Linked DNA regions of Homo sapiens: regions 1 and 2 are each linked to region 3. Evidence: read pairs that join two places in POLR2A ChIA-PET (ENCODE). Cell type or tissue: HCT116. All regions are shown on one strand. Links, peaks and the distances in the headings refer to the core of each region. The heading gives the core; the rest is flanking DNA.

Evidence for each region. ChIA-PET counts read pairs that join two places held together with the same protein. Peaks named below come from ENCODE experiments on the same cell type or tissue, not always from the same donor. Only the 100,000 strongest peaks of a DNase experiment are listed, where the experiment ranks them.
Region 1: POLR2A ChIA-PET joins it to region 3 with 5 read pairs; 2 of 35 experiments call an interaction of 5 or more read pairs at or near these places.
Region 2: POLR2A ChIA-PET joins it to region 3 with 5 read pairs; 2 of 35 experiments call an interaction of 5 or more read pairs at or near these places.

Annotation. Positions count from the first base shown.
Region 1 is chr12:78,822,561-78,830,461 of GRCh38, reverse strand. No RefSeq gene overlaps it. Among named protein-coding and RNA genes, the nearest start is that of SYT1, 38 kb to the left of the region's middle. In HCT116, for the core only: no CTCF peak of the experiment used is centred there; no DNase peak of the experiment used is centred there.
Region 2 is chr12:79,200,319-79,208,219 of GRCh38, reverse strand. The region is part of intron 3 of SYT1 (synaptotagmin 1); the gene reads right to left. Among named protein-coding and RNA genes, the nearest start is that of MIR1252, 210 kb to the left of the region's middle. In HCT116, for the core only: no CTCF peak of the experiment used is centred there; no DNase peak of the experiment used is centred there.
Region 3 is chr12:78,924,898-78,932,798 of GRCh38, reverse strand. The region is part of intron 1 of SYT1 (synaptotagmin 1); the gene reads right to left. All of the region lies in intron 6 of LOC105369863 (a long non-coding RNA gene), which reads left to right. Among named protein-coding and RNA genes, the nearest start is that of SYT1, 64 kb to the right of the region's middle. In HCT116, for the core only: no CTCF peak of the experiment used is centred there; DNase peaks (open chromatin) are centred at 3,618 and 4,118; H3K27ac peaks cover 2,531 bases.

The sequences.
Region 1 (7,901 bases), core at 1,574-5,573, 100 kb after region 3:
AATCTTGTCTTCAATTAAAAATACCACTACCTAATTGTCATTCAGTGTTCTCCTTACAGAAGCTGAATATATGCATATGAGTGAAATTTGCATGAAGGTAATGTTTATAGTCATTTCTGGGTTAAAGAACAAGATTTATTTCACTTTATAGAAATATAATTTCTGACATGTGTCCTATTGCATTATGATCAAAGGGCTGAAGCGCTGAATATGGGAACTTCTACAGGAAGGCTGACTGTCAGTGATTATGTAAAATTCTAAGCAAAGGCAGCCTCCATTATGCACCTTGACTGTCAGAAGAAATTCTTTGCAGGTTATAGATTGCTGAATATAACAGGTTTCTGTCTACTGAGATTCCACAGGAGAGTCTAAGTTGTTTTATAGGTATAATAATATGTAGATATGCTGTTGCCAATAGTTTGAACCCAAGCAGATGAGCCTGTTAGAATCATACCCATGGATGTTGACCATATTTTATAAATAGATGATGACGATTTTGCTGAGAAATATAAAGCCAAATTCCCTTTTCAGATCCATGACTTGTAACCTGCCAGACAAGAAAATTGGCCTGAGTAATCATGTAACTCTATGAGCCATATTTTGAACCTGTCATCTATCAACCAGTGAGTCAAATATGTTTATTTTGCTGTTATCATGTTATTGATTTGCTTATATTAATGCTTGCTGGGGAGTGCCTTTAGGATACGGCATGAAAATATTTAGGATTTTTGCACCTATTGATTTTTCATCTATGTATAAATGTACATATATACTAAAAAAATTATAATGAGACATTTTATGCACTAATATTTTTATGATTTCATCAGGATTGCATTCAGGTGTCTGTTCAACTATCTCCCCTTCAGAGAAGCTTTCTCAATTCACCCTTGTCTAAAAGAGAGCCTCCCCATTACCTTTTATATCTATGTCTTGCCTTAGTATTCTTTGTAGCCCATGCCATTTATTTATATGTATATAGAAGTTTTTATCTGTGTCTATATTATTTCTTCCCCAGCCACAGTATTAGCTTCACAAAGGTAGGGATTCTCCATCTTTTGTTTTCTACCGTATCTCCTGGCTAGAGAACACTCTTAGTTGGTGAATGAATGAATCATGACACTAACTATAATGATAAAAAGATAAAAATAAACTAAATGCTCTATAATAGAAATATAGTTAGATAACTTAGTATATATTAATAATTTAAACCATTATGTGGATATTTAAAATGATGTCTACATGTTTCTTAGAAAATATTTTGTTGTTGTTGTAATATTATATGAATAAGGCAAGACCAAGAATCATATTTGCAATGTGATCGTAACAGTGTGTGTATGTACTCCTAGGAAAAACCAGGAAGAAATTTAATCCCTGAACAGACAAACAATGAGCTCTGAAATTGAATCAGTAATAAACAATCTACTAACCAAAAATACTCCAGGACAAGATAGATTCACAGTCGAATACTACCAGATTTGCAAAGAAGAGCTGATACCATTTTTACTGATACTATTCCAAAAAATTGAGGAGGAGGGACTCCTTCCCCACTCATTCTATGAAGCCAGCATCATAATGATACCAAAACCTGGCAGAGACACAACAAAGAAATAAAACTTCAGGCCAATGTTGTTGATGACCACTGATGCAAAAATACTGAACAAAATACTAGCAAACCAGATCTAGCAGCACAAAAGTTTATCTACCATGATCAAGTAGGCTTTATTCCTGGGATGCAAGGTTGGTTTGATATACACAAATCAATAAATGTGACTCATCACAGAAACAAAACTGAAGACAAAAAAGCACGTGATTATTTCAATATATACATAAAAAGGTTTTGATAAAATTCAACATCCTTTCATGTTAAAAAACCTTCAATAAACCAGGTAGTGAATGAAGATATTTTGAAACAATAAGAGCCATCTATGACAAAGCTACAACCAACAGCATACTGAATGGGCAAAAGCTGGAATCATTCCCCTTGAAAACTGGCACAAGACAAGTATGTCGTCTCTCACCACTTCTATTCAACATAGTATTGGAAGTCCTAGTCAGAGCAATCAGGCAAGAGAAAGAAATAAAAGGCATTCAAATAGGATGAGAGAAAGTCAAACTATCTCTGTTTGCAGATGACATGCTTCTATATCTAGAAAACCCCAAAGTCTCTGCTTAATAGCTCCTTCAGCTGACAAACAACTTCAACAAAGTTTCAGGATACAAAATCAACATACAGAAATTAGTAGCATTTCTATACATCAGCAACATCAAAACCAAGAGCCAAATCAAGAACACAATCCCAGTGACAATTGTCATAAAAAGAGTAAAATACCTAGGAATACAGTTAACCAGGGAAGTGAAAGATCCCTACAAGAAAAATTACAAAACACTGTTCAAAGAAATCAGAGATGACACAAAAAGCAGACAAACATTTCATGCTCATGAATAGGAAGACTCAATATTGTTACAATGGCTATACTGCCCAAAGCAACTTACAGATTCAGTGCTATTCCTATCAAACTACCAATGACATTTTCTTCACAGAATTAGAAAAAATTATTTTAAAATACAAATGGAACCAAAAAAGAGCCCAAATAGCCTAGGTAATCAAAAGAACAAAGCTGGAGGCATTATGTTACCCAACTTCAAACTGTACTACAGGGCTACAGTAACCCAAACAGCAAGGTACTGGTATAAAAATAGACACATAGACTAACAAAACAGAATAGAGAACCCAGAAATAATGCCATACACCTACAACCATCTGATCTTTGACAAAGCTTACAAAAACAAGCAGTGGGGAAAAGGCCCCATATGCAAAAAATAGCACTGGGATAACTGGGTAACTATATGCAGAAGATTGAAACTGGACCCCTTCTTACACCATCTATGAAAATCAACTCAAGATGGATTAAAGATTAAATGTAAAACCCATCACTATACAAACCCTGGAAGATAACCTAGGCAATACCATTTATGGCATAGGAACTGGCAAAGATTTCATGATCAATGCACCAAAAGTAACTGCAACAAAAGCAAAAATTGACAAATTGGATCTAATTAAACTAAAGAGCTTCTGCACAGCAAAGAAACTACCAAGAGAGTAAACAGTCTACAGAAGGGAAAAATATAGTTGCAAACTATGTATCTGACAAAGATCTAATATCCAGCATTTACAAAGAACTTAAATTTACAAACAGCAATGAAAATCCCATTAAAAAGTGGGCAAAGGACAAGAACAGACACTTTTTAAAATAAGGCCTACATGCGGCCAACAAGTATATAAAAATGCTTAATATCACTGATAATTAGAGAAATGGAATCAAAACCACAATGAGATACCATCTCAACCTGTCAGAATGGCTATTACTAAAGTAAAAAAATAACAGATGCTGATGAGGTTGTGGAGAAAAAGGAACACTTATACACTGCTGGTGGAAGTGTAAATTAGTTCAACTATTGTGGAAAGCAGTGTGGTGATTCCTTTTAAGAACTGAAAACAGAACTACCATTCAATCTAGCAATCTAATTACTGGGTATATACCCAAAGGAATATAAATTGTCCTACCATAAAGACACCTACATGTGTATGTTTACTGCAGCACTATTCACAATAGCAAAAACATAGAATCAACCTGAATGTCCATCAATGGCAAACTGGATAAAGAAAATATGGTACATATGTAAGATGGAATATTGTGCAGCCATAAAAAAAGAACAAGATCATGTTCTTTGCAGGAACATGTTTGGAGCTGGAGGCCATTATCCTTAGCAAGCAACCACAGGAACAGAATACCAAATATAACATGTTCTCACTTATAAGTGGGAGCTAGACATAGAGTACCTATGGACACAAAGAAGGGAATAACAGATACCAGGGCATAGCTGAGAGTCAAGGGTAGGAGGAGGAATAGGATCAGAAAAAATCACTGTTGGGTACTAGGCTTAGTACCTGGGTGATGCAATAATCTGTACACCAAACTCCCATGACACAAGTTTACCTATATGACAAACGATACATGAACCCCTGAACCTAAAACAAAATTTTAAAAAAGAAGCAACACTCTCAAATATTTATAGCACATGTGATTAGATGGAGATGCCATGAGTTTTATTTTTCATATATTCTAATTTTTTATAATTATTATTTATCACTTGTCAGAAAAATGAAGTAAAAAGGAGGGAAAAGAGAAAATAAATACACTAGAAATCAAGTATTATAGACAGGTATTTCTTGATGTTTTCTGAGTATTCACTATGTGTGGGTGTTGTTTGAAGTGCGTTAGTCAAATGAAATTGCCTAATTCTCATAATTAGCCAATGAAATCATTATTATTATCTTCCAAGGTTACACCGCAAATAAATGGCATATCTGGAATTTGAAGCTTGGTCTAACTCAGAATCTGTAGTCTTAACTTCCAGTTAAGGATAAGGAAGGGAGTAACAGCTTCTGAAATTAAAAAAAAATTCATTCATAAATTCAAACAGTATTTAATTAATTTAAAAAGTGTAATATTTGTTAGCTATTTGAAATGGCTCATTTTGGGTTTAGTCAAACATATAGAGAAAAATGAATATTTGTATAAAAATTAGCAAGTTACTAATGGAATGTAAATTGGTGAGCTACAGGATATATATTATGCTAGAGATGATTATTGTGTCCTGGTGACATGTCAAGCCACTCCAGACAAAAAGTGGCCTTAATAAATCAGAATTTCATACACATGGAATCCTTCTGAGTTTTACTTCATTTGTTTAAACCTACAGATATAAAATGTTACCAGGGCTTTGTGTCTAGATGCCATTTTGATGTGGTCTAAAATGCTTTTCTCTCTGTTTAATTTAATGATATACACACATTCCATAAAAATTAATAAAATACCTGCAACTCTAATATTATGTGGTGGGAAGAACATGGGCTTTGGAATCCTTGGAATTAAATTTGTTTGGGTTTGAATTTCAAATTAAAATTTTACTCTAAGTTTGTATTCATAAAGCATATCATTTGGATATATGATGTTTTAATGAAAGTCCAAGTGAAAACTTCTAGTATTTCCGTAATGTTCAGAATATAGGCATTTGCAATTCCATAGAGCCAAATAACTCAATTGTTATTTTCAAAATTAAGAATCTTGGGTATTTATTATTTATTAGTTCTAACAAAAAGGTTATATGACTATAAGAGTGATCAAAGTCACAGCTGACACTTGAAAATGCCTTTACACAGCAATATACCTGATTCTGTTCTCAGTGAAAAAAGTTCAGGAAATTTAATTTAGGATGCCAGGTGGCACAATAGGTTATACATTAACTTGTCCCCTCTGGAAAATTAAATTTGAATTTGGCCCTGGTCACAAATGAAATGAGTCATTTGGTACATGCCACTAAGGATACTCACAAAGCCAAAATGACATTTCATTGAAAAATCACCTGTTAAGAAAAATGTCTTCAGTCACTGGGGAGTTTAAAAAAAAAGAAAAAGAAAAAGAAAAAGAAAAGCAAGTGATAGAGCAAAATAAAAGGAATACTAGGGACTATTGTAGATTGTGGGCTTGCTGAAAGTCTGGAGGAAAGTGCTGTAACACTTATCAGCTTATCTTCAGCTCGAAAAACCCTTAATTTTAGCCTATACTTCAAGATCCTAGGAGATTATTTACTTATTTTCCAATGAAAGTTTGTTTTTTTCCTTGTCACAGGTTTAGCCAAATGTCAGTTTGTATCAAATTATTATGGATTACTGAGCTCACTGCAAGGAACCATCTAATTATGATTTTGAACCTTATGTTTAGATCTTTCCGTTCTTTCTAGTAACTAAATAATGTAATTATAAGTAATATTCTCTCCTCGTTTAGGGGAATAAGAAAATGTATAATTGACAGACTTCAGAGATAAACTTAGTTTAGAATTCATACATTTTCCTTCTATTGTTGTATACTTCTTCATCTAATGATTACATAGTAAGCACTTAGGCAAATAATGAGATTAATAACAGAAGAGTGAGATTCTCCAAACAAGCAATACAAGCCTATTTCTTTCATATTTACTGTTGAAGAAATATAGTAGAAAAATATAAAAATCATCCTAATTGCTCACAGTTTACGTGTCTTTTCCTGGATTCTAAATAGACACTGGTAACTTGTTTTGGGGGAGTCTTAAAACTTGACAAGGCAGTACTTTCTGATTAGGCCAAGCACCTTTTGTATTCTGCTTAAAAGTAATATTCAAGCCATACTTAGCTGTTCTATGACGGCTTTTGGCCCTCTACCTGACAGTTAAAACCTGAAACATCTTAGTGGTTCTGTGCATCTAAACTCTCAGGCTGGCTTGTGCTGGGGCAAACTAAGAAGTTAGGGAGTTCCTGGCCAACAATTTTACCTTGGCAGGAAATTACCACATCATTCTACTCCATCCGGGAGAGAAGTTATGATAAGAATTATAGTGTGATTGACAAAGTTAATGACAAAAATTTATTCACAGAATCTCTGAATTGTATTCCCCACAGTACCTCCTAAGTAAAGGTCCTTGCTTAGCAATTGTATTAGAACTTAAACAAAGGGACAAACTTCACTTTAAGTAGATCAAGATGATAGGGTTATGCAGCAAGATCTCCAACAAAAATGTCATTGGATTTGCATATGTTAATTCATTCTTCCGTAATGCAAACATGAAATTATATTTTTACAGAAAAGAATGTATTAGCCTTTTGGCAAACCTTACTTATAAACAATGGTCCCAAATTTACTAATATTCTCTCTTTACATAGAAAGAAGTCATTGCAATTGAGATTACTGAAAAAAATAGCAAATTACAATAAACCAGCACACATAGAAACAAATACATGCAACTATTCTGTAAAAGGTAAACAGAAAAATCTGTATAAGCATAATTTCTTTTATATGGCCTAAAACAAAATTATCATCCTTATACTCTATTAACTGCCTTGGGAATTCTAAAATCTAAAAAATTATGGTTAGTTTTGTGCAATAACATCTAGTCCTATGTTTTCTAGGAGAGGTTTAACATATACAAATAATAATAAAATTTATCTGCAGTTTTCAAGTATAATGAGTAAACTATTATTTTGTTTCGATTAGTTTCAGATTTTAAAAATCTGATTTAAAGAGGCAGACAATTATGGAAATAATCCAAGTTGACAGTATGTATTGTTTTACTTCTCGGAGATATATATTGAGTTCCAGCCACTGTAACTAAAAGTTTTCTTAGGCCTTTGCGTCATCATGTATTTCTATCTCAGACATTCTGAGGACAAACACCACTTTTTAGTGGTAGATATAAAAACTTTCAATTTACTATCTAAATATTTTTAACAGCCAAATTGAAAAGTAATTGGCAGTCTTATCAAATGTAAAATCCAGTCTTAGTTTTTCAAAGCTTCTTTTTTAGCTTTAAAATGGAGTTCCAAATGTTTAACCAGGATTTTTGGAAATACTTTAACATCAATAGTGAATAGAAAAGTAGTTCTGTGGGACTTTCAGAATATATTTTCTTAGTCATAACATTATAGAAATCAGTTTCTAAAAATTGGAATGAATATTTACAGTTAGGATTTATTTGATATTAGCATCATAACGAGAGCACAGCATTCCTGTGTTACCCTTCCCTAATATCTAAAATTCTATGAGATTCATGACTCAATTCATTGGGACCTTGAAGACATTTTGCTAATATCCTTATTTTAAATAAATTAATTTTACTACACTTCCAATTCATAAAATTAGAATGTAGGATCACTCTATAAGATATTCGACTTATTTTAATACAATTGGATTATGACATTACATTTTAACTTGTTCAGTGAATCCCTGTTGCTTTTAAGATAGAAAGCCATGCATGCATATACATGTGTCTTTTGGAGTTTTTGGTTTTAAGCATCAAAACAACTC
Region 2 (7,901 bases), core at 1,574-5,573, 280 kb before region 3:
TGGTAAATTACAACTCATAGTTATCTTCTTGACATTGTTAGATAATTGGGAACATGACTCTGATTTCCAGGAAGCAGGTGGGAAAGCATGAAGAAGAAGTAGCAAATAGGACCAGGAATTAGGAAATTTGGGCCCAAAAAGGATACGTGCAGAGAGATGCAGCTGTAAGTTTCTCAAAATGAACAAATAGCTTAAAAGGCAAATGTTTGTGTTAAAAACCAGGGGTTAAACTGTTTAAGTAGCTAGGTAATCCTACTTCCAGAGGTTGGAAAACTGACTTACCAACTTGCAAATTTCATATTGTTAATGAGAATTCTTTCTTGTTTTTTCTTATGTAGTTTGCTAGATTCTCCAGTGTTCATTCCCTCCCATCCCTGTCTCTTGAAGTTGAGCAAAAGCTTAGGAGCCGTCGTTCTTAAAGATGGAAGGAGACTGGTTATATTAAGAATTTAGCTATTTTCCCATCTAATCCTAATTTTCATTGTTTAAAAATCATAATAACATCCTGTGTCAAAAAGTGTCATTTTTTTCTAGATTTGTTTCCAAGCTGGCCCAACTAGTTTAACATCTCTATATCTTTTTTCTTTTTTTAAACTTTGTTTTTCATTGCATGTTCTCACTCATAAGTGGGAGCTGAACAATGAGTACACATGGACACAGGGAGGGGAACAACACACCGGGGCTTGTTGGTGGGGCAGGGAGAGCATCAGGACAAACAGCTAATGCATGAGGGACTTAATACCTAGGTGATGGGTTGATGGACGCAGCAAACCACCATGGCACACGTTTACCTATGTAACAAAGCTGCATGTCCTGTACATGTATCCTGGAACCTAAAATCAAATCAAATTAAAACAAACAAAAAACTTTGTTTTCTCTGAGGAGAGATGGATCTAACCCTTGATCCTAAAGGTGGTGGGTGGGAGATGTACTCAAAGTATGAAATCCAGTGTGTGCCCATCGATAGCTCCTTTTCAGTAAAATTGTTCTCATGGCTCTAAAGGTGGGAAAGAGCTCATGCACATTGTGTGACCACCCCCTACAGCATAGTCACAGCAAATTTGAGGAGGAATGTGTACCTGATTCAATGGCAGCTCATTGGACTGAGGCCAATGACACTGTTTGGCATGAAAAGGTGAGTTAGGCAATAAGAATCATTCCCTAGGAATTTAAACTATGAAAAACTTTGAAGAAACTAAGGCATAGAGAAAAAAATAAACATGCTCATTGTCACAGAGTTAATAAGTGGTGAAGCCAGGATTCCAGTATGGCTATCTGATCCCAGGGCTCACATCTGTGATCACTGTCCAATGTCATCCTTGCAGTTACTCCACTTCTGTTGGCCTGGTTTTCACCTCGATCTGAGTTTCACTACATAGTATCCCACTTGATGATGATCTAAGTATCTGCACCTTGTAATCAAGAAAGTATTATGAGAAACAAAACCTACTGTGTGGAGTCACTAGTCTTGTTAGTTTCTGGATCATTTGAATTTATAGCCAGAAGTAATGAATTTTGTCAGTAACTCTTCACTGTGCATTCCTAACTGCACATGGAAGACTGTTAGAACTGAGAGCATTGAGTGATGTGGGATCCCATCATGGAAGCTAAGGAAAATGCCATGGAGACTGATGGTTGAGTGATGGATTAAACACTCAACTGAATACATTCTTTCACAATATTTTTTTTCACATTTTTTACATCTTTGAAATGGGGATTTTTCTTAAAATCTGTGGTATCTTACTATCACTGTCTGCCAGGCCCAGTTGTTATTTGCTCAACGTACGCTCAACACAGTTATTATTCCTGCTGATGTTCCAGTCAACAAATCACTCAAAGGTGACTTAAAGAAGGGATCTGCATCTGGGTTGTCGTCTGAAACCTTTTAATATTGGCTTTACCATCAAAACTAGCAGAATGAGAGTCAAGCAATTTGGAAGATTTTGGAGGCAACAGTAAAGCAATATTTGCAGAAATGGTATCTGAAAAAAAGAGCATTATCAAATCTGAGTATTGAGAACAGATTTAGAAATTTTAGAAATTCATTAACCAATTTATTTTGCTTTTATTTTTGTTTTTTTTGTGTGCACAAGAGTGACAAAATGAAATCTGTCTAAATAAGTCTAAATAATCTTTTAATACAAAATAAAATTCAAATTATATGAAACCATTTTTGAAACTGTTTTCAACATGCTTCCTTAGTGCTATATAAAATAATGGTGCATCTTGTAGTTAATGGTCTCTTAGAGTACATGAAATACGTATTTCCTAAAGAATGAGGAGAAAATATGAGTATTGTTTATAAATAATGTATTGGAAAGGGAAAACTTAAAAAAAATTTAAACAAACTGTGTTTCTCGTTCTCAGAAGATCAATTACAATTATATTTAGCAATTGTAGTCAACATGAATTTCAGAAGAACTAGCCAAAATAAAAATAAATCCATGAGCCAAGTGAAAACTATATTCATTGCTATGTTATTTTCCCCTTTGGACCTATATTATTGAGAATAAAAGAATGGAAACAAACTGGCAAAACATATCCAAGAGAAAATTCAAGTACTGAATTACTAAAGTGATATACAGAAAATCAGAAGGTTTTATACAAACCTGAACATTTTCCACCTACAATAGGGATGTGAATCTTAAAAATATGGTACATCAGAATTGTAACTAAAAACGTATTCATTAATGAATTCACAAGTTTAACATTGTTTTGCTGATAATCCACTTATTACGCATTCATTTCTCTATAAATAAAATATCATTGCAGTTTCAAAAACCATATTTATTTTAAAAGTGCCACTGAATAATGTAGAATTTTTCTGGCTCTAAAAAGCCTCCCAAGATTTTAGTAGGAATGGCAGGTTCATAATCAAGAAAAGATATGAGTTTTTTCAAATGCATTATAAAAACTTCAGGTGTATTTTACAGTGTTTTAAAAAATGTTGCAACAGGAGGCCGGGTGCGGTGGCTCACGCCTGTAATCCTAGCACTTTGGGAGGCCGAGGCGGGCAGATCACGAGGTCAGGAGATTGAGACCATCCTGGCTAACACGGTGAAACCCCATCTCTTAAAATTACAAAAAATTAGCCAGTCGTGGTGGTGGGCGCCTGTAGTCCCAGCTACTCGGGAGGCTGAGGCAGGAGAATGGCGTGAACTCGGGAGGCGGAGCTTGCAGTGAGCCGAGATTGCACCACTGCACTCCAGCCTGGGCGACAAAGAGAGACTCCGTCTCAAAAAAAAAAAAAAAAAAAAAAAGTTACAACAGGAGCAAAGTCTCTCTTTTTTCTTTTTAATTTATTTTTGATAGAAGAGGGAGATGTAAAGGCCTAGAGATGGAACTGAGGCGGAGCTTGCAGTGAGCCGAGATTGCACCACTGCACTCCAGCCTGGGCGACAAAGAGAGACTCCGTCTCAAAAAAAAAAAAAAAAAAAAAAAGTTACAACAGGAGCAAAGTCTCTCTTTTTTCTTTTTAATTTATTTTTGATAGAAGAGGGAGATGTAAAGGCCTAGAGATGGAACTGAAATCTTCCATGGATCAATTTGACATAGCTTTTTTTAGTGACTGTACTCATTGTATAGAATATTAATTGAAGTGATCTCTAACTTTTGTATAGTAAGATGGTACTAGATGCTTTTGGTAGTTATGAAGAGATATAGCTTAGTTGAAGCAAGCCAATCGGCTCTCAGTGTTTTTTATAGAAGTTACAGATAAATAATTTGGAATTTCCTTTCTCCGTTGCTTTGCTGAAACTCAACTCTGAACTCTTGCTGTTTCTGAGCTGCAGGCACTTGACAGAAAATCTGAGCTTGCAGCTCACAGCCCTCTTTTATCACACTGTGTTCAAACAGTCATTGTTTTGTCACACAGTGAAGCAAAACTTTAAAATCCATCTATACACAGTTCAGACTGAGGTAAATAGGATGATGGAAAATGTTGCAACCTACCAGTTAGAAATAATATATCAATAAATAAAAATATCTAACATTTATTAAGCTATACTATTACCTAGACATTATTATAAGTGCTTTAAACATCTAAGCTCATATAATGCTCACAAAATAAACCTCATGAGTCAGGCAATATTATTACAGTGTCTCTCTATTATAGATGAGAGAATTTGCCAAAGTTTGCACAGCTAGTAAGTGGTGGAGCCAGGATTTAAATTGAAACAGGCCAGCTCTGAGTCCATGGAAGTCTGCCTTACTAATAAATGAATAGATAAATGTTGATCGAATGAATAAACTGTGTGTCTACAATGTGTCCAACATTATACTAGGTGCTTTGAATAATTCTCAAGTAATTCATTCACTATTTGAATGGCTGGGGATACAGCCATGTACGCAGATGGTTAAAATCCAAAATATACTCTAGTATAAATAATTACAGGAGACTTCTCCCCAAATTCTACCTTCTGTTGTGTGCCAATGAATTAATTTGGGGACATGAGACAAGAATGAACAGTATCTACAATCTACGAAAAAATAACAAGCAAGATTGTTGGCCGTTTACCTAACAGTGTGTTGGTTTTTTACCTAACAGCTATTCCTTCCTTTCAATTTAAGATAAAACCCCACTTTTTTTTTCTGACAAGTACTGCTTTGGGGAGATTACCTTATCCCTGTTTCATAAGAAAATCTTATTAGTCTATATGTTGATCATGGAAATCCTATTCTTTTTGCCGATGGTTGGTTTAGGCAAGGGCATATGAGTCAATTTGGAAGTGTAGCAATATAAGAGGAATTCTGTTGGGTGATTTCTGGAAATGTTTTTCTAACCTTTAAAAAGACGTACAGAGGAAGCAGTATCTCCTTTGCTGGGTGGTGATGTGTTTGCCTGTGGTACCTGGAACTGCTTGCAGCCATGTCGTAAGTATGAGAGAATCTGGTGAAAGGGAAGGCAGATAGATACTCTATGGACAGCGAGCTATAAACTGAAAGTAACCATAACCTCACAATGCCGTTGAGCAGCTGTGTTAATCAACCTACGACAACCATACCTTGGGACTTCTTGTAATGGAAAATAATACATTTCCCTTACGGTTTGATTCAGTTTGTATTACATCTGCCAAAAACGAGCATACACAAATACTTAACAATCTCATTTTCACAATAAAAAAATTTTTTTTTCCATAGGCTTATTATCTACTAGGCGAAGCTAACTTGCCTTGTTGCTAATACTCTTTACCTACATGTGCCTCTGACTCCTAGCTTTTGATTCCCAATAGGTCTAAGAGATTTTCATTACATTTTTTTCCTATTCAAAACAGGGTTGTGTCTTCCCTACATTCTGTAAATTATGGTGAAGTTCAGCACCCTGCATCCTGTGGAGCTGGATAAATATGAATTGAATTGATGTGAATTATAAGAAAATTAGTTTTGCGATTGGTTTAAGCTGCTTTAAAAGATTTGAAACGTTTAGGTAAGGGTTCAGTTTTATATATTGCATTCCAATTGAATGTTCTACCTTTTAGTGTGTCCATCATTGATCAAAGTCTGCAAGTGAGGAAGCAGTGGACAAGTACACCTTGATCTACTAGGAGTACTCTACAAATAAATCCGGGGGACTTGGAGGACTGGAAAGAATATTTGAAAGGCAGGTGCCCTATTGTGATTCTTACATGGCATAATCTCCATGTGTTTCTTAGTGAGTTCCTTTTCTTTTGCTTCTTCCCTGACTCCTTCTCTTTCTTCTTTGCTTTTGTTTCTTAGTAAGAAACAATTTATTTTCTGTTTCTTCAACAAGTCACGCTTTAATAAAGTTAGGGATATGTCCATGGCGAATTTTCACATCTTTCCTTCGTCTTGACAAACCCAGAACACACCACTTTAAGAAAGCGGGGTTAAGAACAGATTTCCTATAAAATACCATTGAGTCACCATCTCACATTGGAACATGACATTGAACATTGTGAAGTAAGTAACTGTAATAAAAGGTCATTATCTCTGGCTCTTTAACTTTTATTTTCATTTTGGCCAATGCCTGGACTTAATGCCATTGCCATCTGAGTGGCTTAATAAGACTGATGAATATACCACAGTTTGCATCTCAGATCTTCAAATAAAGAGTTTAGAAAGAATATAGTTTCTGATTTGGAGCATGATCTGTAACTACTATCCTATTTACATGATAAACAGGCATGCTGGCTTACTGACAAGAGCAATACATGGAGCTAAATTGCCTTTTCATGTTTTATTCAGTAATTATAGATACTATAATTTCACTGATATGAAGTCATTCTACAGGCAGTTGGCTCATTTCTTTAGACTTTTTTCATACTTACTGATCAATAATTTGATATTATGACATTAAAAGAAAACTAAAACATGATCTAAAGTGCTTATACTGAGTGTGCCAAACTTCCACTTTAAAAGTTGTTGGATGTCTTTTATTATCAAAAGCCCTATTATAATTTTTTAAGATTCTTAAGTAGAAGTCATTTCTACCTTACTGCAAAGCAACAGATATATGGAAGATCTGCACCTTTTCCTATTGTGTAGCTCAAGATTGTTGATGACTAGGACTCCAAGTTTATTTCATCAGTCTAGTTATAAACTATGATGCATCGTTGGAAGAAAACATGTTTGTATTTAGATACGCAGTACTAAACAATTATTAAAATTCTGGCTTATATATTAGCCCCTTGTGAATTGGGTAGTGTCAGTCACACCGAAAGATGACTTTAAACAAATTTTTGAGCCTATAATTTTGAAGGTCAGATCCTGGAATATGGCTAACTTTTTGCGTCCCTACTTCACTATCCTTTGGCCTTATAGCAACATCGATTTGACTTACACAGAACTGAAAGTATTTTTGTCAATTTCTTGATGAAGCCTGTTTGCCTTTCTTTATAGAATAGGATCTAAAGATATTTTCAGATTTATCAACTTTTAAATAAAATCATAGCTGCTGCCAAATAAATTATTCAGGATTATTTGTGAAACTGGCTAGAATCTCTCATTGGCTCTGGCTCAGCTTTGCATGACACTTAGAGGTAGTCAAGGTAGTCAACTATTTACAAGCCCCAACTTCCAAAAAATACGTATGGGGAAATCACCCTTGCCTAGCATGGGTGTTCCACTACAGATCCTAGGAACGTTACTATAAGCCTTTTAGAGGCTCCATGGCATCAACAATGAAGGAAGTAAAAAGCTCTGGGAATTGGAAACAGCTGGGAAATGATCAAAGGATGGCTCCATGAAATGATGGGCTGACCCATGTGATAACCCTCTGATTCCAAAATACATTTCCTTACCATTTCACTATTTGTACAGGTTGATGATTCACCAATTAGATATTTATCTGGCTTACAAAAAATCCCCTTTAATCAAGATATATATGACAGGGAGGGTGGACAGATTATGTTTCTGAATTATGTAGATTGGTTCAGTTATTATCTGGATAACAGCATGGACTCTGAAGCTAGAAACTCTATGTTGGAATCTAATATTGATTAATCTTATGACTGGTATAGATTTTGTCTAAACTGGGCAAATCTCTTTCCCCAGTTACTTCTTCTCTGAATGAAAGTGTTGACTGAGAGAGTATTACACATGGTGACACAGACTTTCCTTCTAAGTGCCTGGGCAGGTACCAGTAGATAAGCTAGGAGTTCCCTCATTTTTCAAGGTAAAGGAGGAATTTTTCTGGGAGCGGACAGCATTTTCTGTCTGGCAGAGGGGCTATTCTTACTCTTTCATACCCTTTTGAGTTTCAGAGGACTGTGCTTTGCTTCTTGTTTGCTCCTACACCCTGTCCACATTACTCAGAGAGCCCTCATAGTGGCTCTAAGTACCTCTATGTGAACTGGAGCCAGTTGTCCAGCTGTGAGGAGGCAATTCTCCTTTAATAAATTACTCCACTGTAATTACCCTCCAAGCAGAAATCCTTTGGCAAT
Region 3 (7,901 bases), core at 1,806-5,805:
GAATAAAATATTTGCATAATACTATATAAGCTTTGATTTTTATTGGTACAAATTGACAAGAGTTAAATGAGTTCTCGAAGAGTTTGCATATTGTTCCCTGAAGGCAATTGAAAATAAAATTACAAGGAGAGTCAGATAAAAAATAAATGATGGCAAAAAATTTAAATAGAATATGATTTCCATGTGATGTTAATATTTACACAAATTTTAAACATTTCAGATAGAAAACCTAAGGTGGAATTTGGTTTTTCAATAAAATTCAAATCAAAATATTTAAAACTGACAGCTCATTGCAATAGTATCCTTTCAAAATTTGTATTTTCATATGACATTAGATAATTTTGAAGGCACAAATAACTATCCAAGTGTTTTAGAACAAATATAACTGGCACTGAATATAATCCTATGAAACCAGTAAAAGATAGTGACATATTTCCCACTTATATGCATGAGGAAACTGAGGCACAGAAAGCATTAAGGCAGCAGGCTTATGTCTCCCTCATCACCACTATCAGGTTATTCTATAAGCTACAATTGGTTTCTCATTACAGAAGTATTTATGGTTAAATGAATTAATTAAACAAAACCAAACCAAAAACCTAAATTTTGATATTCAGATTATATTCTAAAGATGTTACAGATTCAGGGGAAGAATGAAATTTATTCTCTCACAATTGCATCAATAAGGGAAGACTTTATAAGCCAAACTGTCACGAAGAATAAAAAGGAAACACACCTTGTGGCAGAGGAAAGTGGCTGTCCAAACAGACTGCACTGATACACCAGCCATGCACAGACTCAGATGTGCTCATCTTTAGGATAGTCATGTCAAAGTTTAAAGATTCTTGTAGAAAGTGGCTCTTGTACTAACTATTCATATATAGATGGGAGAAGTGGGTGCAGAGAACAGACTCTGCTTTTACCAACACTCCTTCCTCTCCTGACTGCTCAGCTCTCTACCTCATTAGATTAGAGAAGCCATCTGCATGACAGGCACACTTTGTACCCAAAGGGCTTCTCTCTTCTCCAGAGGCAGCATCAAATAAATTGGCTCATCTCTATTGAAAGACAGTACTTGCCAGCAAGGGACACAGAACAATAGCAGCTGGTAGGAGAGCTCCAGAAAGTCTGTTAGAAGTCTCAAAACAAAATTGTTAAAATAACTCCTGAGAGAAAAATAAATAAATCTACATCATGCCTACACACTTGTTCACTCAGTTCTAAGTAACCAATTTCAGTTCTCAAGATGCGAATTGAAGTCCTGCATTCTATGGGCAGATGGAAGCTCTCTGAATATTTACCTAACTCTTTCTCTTTCTTTCTTTCTTTCTTTTTCTTTCTTTCTCTCTCTCTATTTCTTTCTTTTCCTTCCTTCCTTCCTTCCTTCCTTCCTCTCTCCTCCCTTCCTTCCTTCCTTCCTTCCTTCCTTCCTTCCTTCCTTCCTTCCTTCCTTCCTTCCTTCCCTCCCTCCCTCCCTCCCTCCCTCCCTCTCCTTCCTTCCTTCCTTCCTTCCTTCCTTCCTTCCTTCCTTCCTTCCTTCCTTCCTTCCTTCCTTCCTTCTTTCTTTCTTTCTTTCTTTCTTTCTTTCTTTCTTTCTTTCTTTCTTTCTTTCTTTCTTTTTCTTTCTTTCTTTCTTTCCACAGACTTTCACTCTTGCTGCCCAGACTGGAGTGCAGTGGTGCGATCTCAGCTCACTGCATCCTCCGCCTCCTGGGTTCAAGTGATTCTCCTGCCTCAGCCTCCCAAGTAGCTGGGATTTCACGCGTGAGCCACAGCGCCTGACTTGAATATCTAACTTCTTAAATCATCGATGCACAATGCCTGGAGAATTTTCCAACAACTACAACAATATTTACCATTTATTCAGTCTTAGGTATAGCAACACATTATTTCCTCCTGACAGCCTTATGGAATAGCTATTATTTTTAACCTCATTTAACAGATGAGGAAAATGAGACTTAAGGAAGAAAAGCAATTGGCACAAGATTACAAATCTGTATATTACTCTAAAGCTTAGCTTATACCTGTTGCTCACGTAACCTGAAGCCATGAAGAGCTGCATTACATTCAGTAGATCAAATTTTGCTTGCAACACTTGGTTATGTTTAAGTTTTCACCACTTCCCAACCTCCCAATGGAGGAGGTTGGGAAGTGGTGAAAATCTTTAAAAATATTTTAATCCTGTCATTATCAATCTACAAAAGTGATTGAGGCTTCGATCATCCTTTCCAAATTGAATGACCATTCTTGGGCTTCACAGCTTGGTGCTATTTCTAAAAATCTCTGAGTCATTAACTCCATCTATTTTTTTTTCCCAACTTTTGACTTTTTGTTTTCTTTGTTACTTTTTCTTCAATTCCCTTTCTCCTTACTTTCAGCACTGAATAGCTATTTTACTTTGATTGAAAATGTATTACAGTATATTTGCATTGTATTTTCCTTCCCTTTCTGCCTTCAATTTTCAACATGAGCTTTCTTTTTCTATTGGTTTATTTTTAAATGACAATTAATAATTGTGTGTATTTATAGGGTACAATGTGATGTTTTCATCCATCTATACATTGCAGAAAGTTTTAACCAGTCTAATTAATGTATTCATCACCTCAGCAACTGATTTTTTGTGGTGAAGACATTAAAATCTATTATAAGCAATTTTGAAATATATAGTACATTATTATTATCTGTAGTCACTATGCAGTGCAATAGATTACTAAAACTTATTCCTCCAGTTTAACTGAAATTTTATCCCTGGATCAACAGCTCCTCTTTCTCCATAACTCTTCCTCCCCTCTGTCCTCTTAGATCTCACTTATTAGTGTAATCTAAAAAAGCCCACTTCACAGAAACATGAGCTTTCTTTATTGAATTTTGTTCTCATCATTTTACAAATGGTCCTACTCACTACCACCCTTCCCCCCACCACATTCTTTCTCAATTATAAGTATCTGTAAGTCAGTATAAAATCATACATACAAAACCAGAAGACGTATCTTGCTATTTGCAGCTTACATTTCTCACATGTTGCTTGCAGAACAATCTTTTAGGTTGGTAATTATTATCATATTTTACAGGTAAGAATACTGAGGCTCAGAAGGAATAAATTAAGTCTAGTAAGTCATATGATTAGATGGCTGCTACATTTTCTGACTGTAAACTCCACAACTTTCCATTACATCATTTGGCTTTTTAAAATAAAATTTGTCTTTTGAAAATCTCTATCTTTTCCTACTCAGACAGGTAATAACTGCTAACTGTAAATCATTCAAACACTACATAAATTGTGAAGTTAGAAAGTAAAATTATTGAGTAAAGATTCTTCCTACCTTTATAAAACTAATTGCTGCTAATAACCTTTTTTTTTTTTTTTTTTTTTTTTTTTTTTTTTTTTTGGGACGGAGTCTCTCTCTGTCACCCAGGCTGATGAGCTGGAGTACACTGGCGCAATCTCCACTCATTGAAACCTCTGCCTCCCGGGTTCAAGCAATTCTCCTGCCTCAGCCTCATGAGTAGCTGGGACTACAGGCATGTGCTGCCACGTCCAGCTAATTTTTGTATTTCTAGTAGAGGCGGAGTTTCACCACGTTGGCTAGACTGGTCTTGAACTCCTGCCCTCAGGTGATCTGCCCGTCTCAGCCTCCCAAAGTGTTGAGATTACAGGAGTGAGTCACCATGCCTGGCTGCTAATAACTTTTTATATATTTATCCAAATTTCCTGATTATTATTATTTAAGACATAAAATAAAACTATATGTAATTTTCTACCATCTTTTTTTTAGTTAACAATCTTAAGTTTCATCTGTAAGAAGATTCGCACAGTTCAAACCTGTGTTGTTTATACAGATATAGCTATGCTGTATATCTTATGTAAATTATTCCCAATGGAATATGATTCAGACATATATACAGCATTCCCCTCTTGTTCAAGGTTTGGTTTTCATGGCTTTAGTTACCGTGCAGTTTGAAAATATTAAATAAAAAATTTTGGAAATAAACAGCTCATAAGTTTTCAGTTGCACATCATTCTGAGTAGCTGATGAAATCTCATGCCATCCTGCTCCTACAGGCCCAGGATGTGAATTATTTCTTTGTCCAGTGTATCCAAGCTGTCCACGCTATTTGCTCATGAGTCACTTAGTATCCGTCTCTGTGATGGATTGACTGTCTGTGATATCACAGTGCATGTGTTCAAGGAACCCTTAATTGACTTCAGAATAACCCCAAAGCACAATAGTAATGTTGGTGAGAATTTGGATATGCCAAACAGAAGCTGGGAAGTGCTTCCTTTAAGGGAAAAAGTGAAAGTTCTCCACTTAAGGAAAGAAAAAAAAAGTATGCTGAGGTTGAGGTTGCTAATGTCTATGGTAAGAATGAGTCTTCTATTCATGAAATCGGGAAGAAGGAAAACAAATTATGCAAGCTTTGCTGTCATACTTCACTATAAAAGTTATGGCTAGAGTGTATGATAAGGGCTTAGTTAAGGTGGAATAAGTATTAAATTTGTAGGTGGAAGATGAACAGGAAGATTGACAGCAATTGGGTTCAGTACTATCTGCAGTTCCAGGCATCACTAGGGGGTCTTCTAATATATCCCTGGAGAATAATGGGGGACTACTGTACTTTAAAATGAAGTGTCAAATGCTTCTATGATAGTTACTAACGAAGTCAGCCAAGAAGGAAAAATACTCAAAACTTTTATTGTTACAAATTATGTCTTTCTAAGTTATCTCTCTCCCTATCCTATAATAGCAGCATATTTCTTACATTGCATGAATTACTATTATTTATTTCAAGTTCAAGTGTATACTTTCAAATCCCAGCAGAAGAACACGGGGAGAAATACCGAAAAACACAGTGTGGAGGTATCCATAGCTTTTTGAGTGAAAGCATAGGGAAAATTAGTAGAATGAAGTAACATAAATGCAAATAGAAGCATCATTTTGAAAGGGTATTTAGTATTATGCTATAGACGGTTAGCTAGGAGAAAGCAATGAGTTCTTTATTCCTAATGATAATTTCAAAACCAGAAGAGAGAAAGGCAAGCAACTGTAGCAACGGAAGCCTTAAATTATCCTGATATCTACTGGAAATCTTATTGCAATAAACATGGAAAAGCTAATATATTTTTTCCTTGCCATGCTAACAATTTCATCTAAAGAAGGAAAATAAAGTCATTAGGATAATTTCCTCTTCATTTAGACCAACAAGCGGGGCGGGTGAATATCAGTTAAAAACAAACTCAAGACACTTATGTAATTTCAGAAAGGGTCATGAAATTTAAGCTTGATTCCATGGTCAGAGATTACAGAATGGGACATATCTCATAACGCACGGAAGACACAAAATTTTTTAAATGACGCACACTAATCTTACAGTAAAATTTACAGTTCAATTGTTTAGAAAGTTGAAACAAAATTTTCATAGAAATAATCTTACCCAAAGATTGGGTGTTCAAAAGAGCCCAAGGAAATCTGGGGTTCAATGTGTGGTTGGATTTCATGCACATCCTGGTGATGATGTTTGGCAGTTTCACTTCCCCCTCCAGCATCAAGGACAGAGATGGGCATAAAAAAGTTGTATGAGAAATCAGGAAAGAAGGAGATCTTAAAGAGGAGTGGTGATGTGGGGAAATGAGGGACTTTGGAAGCCCTAGCCACAGCATGGAGAGGACTTGGGTCCTGAGGAGCTACAACTTGGAAACGTTGTTGAATCTACCTCATTTGGAAGATGAGACCTCAGAAATGTGAAAGAAGGGTACTAACCAATCAGTAAGCATCTGTGTATTACTTTAAGAAAATTCTGGGTAAAACTGGATATCTATTAATATCTCTGGATATATGATTAAGTATCTATTAAGATACTTATGTTACAGAATTAAAATTTCCCTTCAATTCAAAATATAAAGTGTACCAAAGGTGCATTAAAATTAACATTTAAATGTATGCAACTTGTAACTTACCTCTAAGTTCACCCTGCTATTAAGATATGGACAAAGAAAGTTTCTATATACTATAAAGAATATAGGGAGTATATCTAAAAGTAAACATCTCTTAGAAAGATTGTCATGCTGGTGATACTTACATGGATTTTACAATTTGATCTTGATATGTCATCTCTATTTGCTTCCCAAAAATGTTTAAGATTCATAGTTGTATTGTCATTTAAGAGTTTTCTAAGTATACTTTTTTTTTGGTTTATTCCATTCCTGTTATGTGATAAAAATAAAATGTTTTAAAATTTCTTATGATACTCAATAACTTTTATACATGATCAAAAAAGAAGTAAAAAGATGCTTTAGTAAGGATATATGATTCACAAAATAGGAAAATAATTCAAATTTTATCCAGAAATTTTATTGCAAACATTTAGCCAAGAGAAGAAATCTGTTCTCTGACATATTTACTGAATATCACTAGTAAAATATACGTATTAGAATCACTAGTTAAGTATGCACAGAAGACTTCATGAGAAAAATGCAGCAATGTCAGACATTTCCAGAATCAAAGCTTTCTCTTTAAAGAAATACATTAAAATAAAATAGATTCTAATGATGTAGTGCTTGCTTTATTTGTTTCCCTTGCAGAGCATGACTTAATCTAGAAACCTTATCTTCCAGAATTAGTTAAGCATGTAATCTGCTCATTTCTTCAGACATGCCTCAGGACTCTTTGTTTCTCTGCAATCTAACAATTATAACATTTATGCAGAATTACAGCTATTTTCTTCACATTTAAGGCACCACTAAATGAGTTCTGACCCTGATATGTTTTCTATATTACTCCTGCAATAACACTGTGCTTATGCCACATGCAGCATTCATGTTCTACTTTTTAAGGAATGAAATAAGCCATTATTTCTTAGCTAGGAAATCAAACACAATAGTTTGTTTCGTGATTAATTGTGAGAAAGATTGCAAATAATATTTTGCTAGTAAGAGTTAAAATACCAAAATTTTAGAAGAGTTTTGTTCACATATGTGCATTCTTATTTGGTTTCATACATTGAGAAAAAGGTATGAAGTACTTAGTGAGTGTGTAATTGAACATAGAAAAAGCGCGATTATTAGATGAATAGCTATATTAGATTTTTTGAGACCTAAATATGTGCCAGGTAATGCAAAATCTAAACATTTATAATATTATTTACTCTTCAAAACTGCTCTATGAAGAAAGGGAGGATGGACTTACACCTTCTTGAGTATAATATTTTATGGTTCTGACTTTTGGGAATTTTTAATGTTTCACATACATACTTTAAAAAGAATAGAAAACTAACAAGCATGGGAGGAAAAAACTCCTAGAACTAAAAACCTAAAACAAAAACATGAACAGAGTCATATTTCAAATGAATAACATGGCCACACAGCTTAGGGGGAACCTCAGTTAACTTTTGAACTATATGAACCTTGACTATTAGAACTATGTACTCTGAGTCTGAAGACAACTCTGAACAAATATTCAATTCTAGTGAGTAGCTTTTGCTCAGATTCCTAGATTAACAGTTTGGAAACTAGTTTCTATATATTCTAAGGTGAGCAAAGAAATAAAATAAATTGTGGCCAATGGTAACTAAGTTTTGCTAAATTAGAGAAGGGAATTACAAATATGGAAAAGGGAGAAGATAGAATGAACTCCAAGGTGTTGATTTTGGAGGCGTCAGTTTGAATTTAAGAGTTTTAAGATGGATAGCTAGATACATAGATAGGCATAAAAATAGAAATAGATATGTAGTGACACATATACTCATAAACATGTATAAATATATATGCCTTTATATGTATTTATTCATATAGATAATTATACATTCATGAATATTTCAAGTCCTACTTCCAGGCTATCTGCTGAGAAGGCCTAGAAGCAATGACACCCAGTAGCAACAAGAAGAAGACCTAGCCCATGATCTAG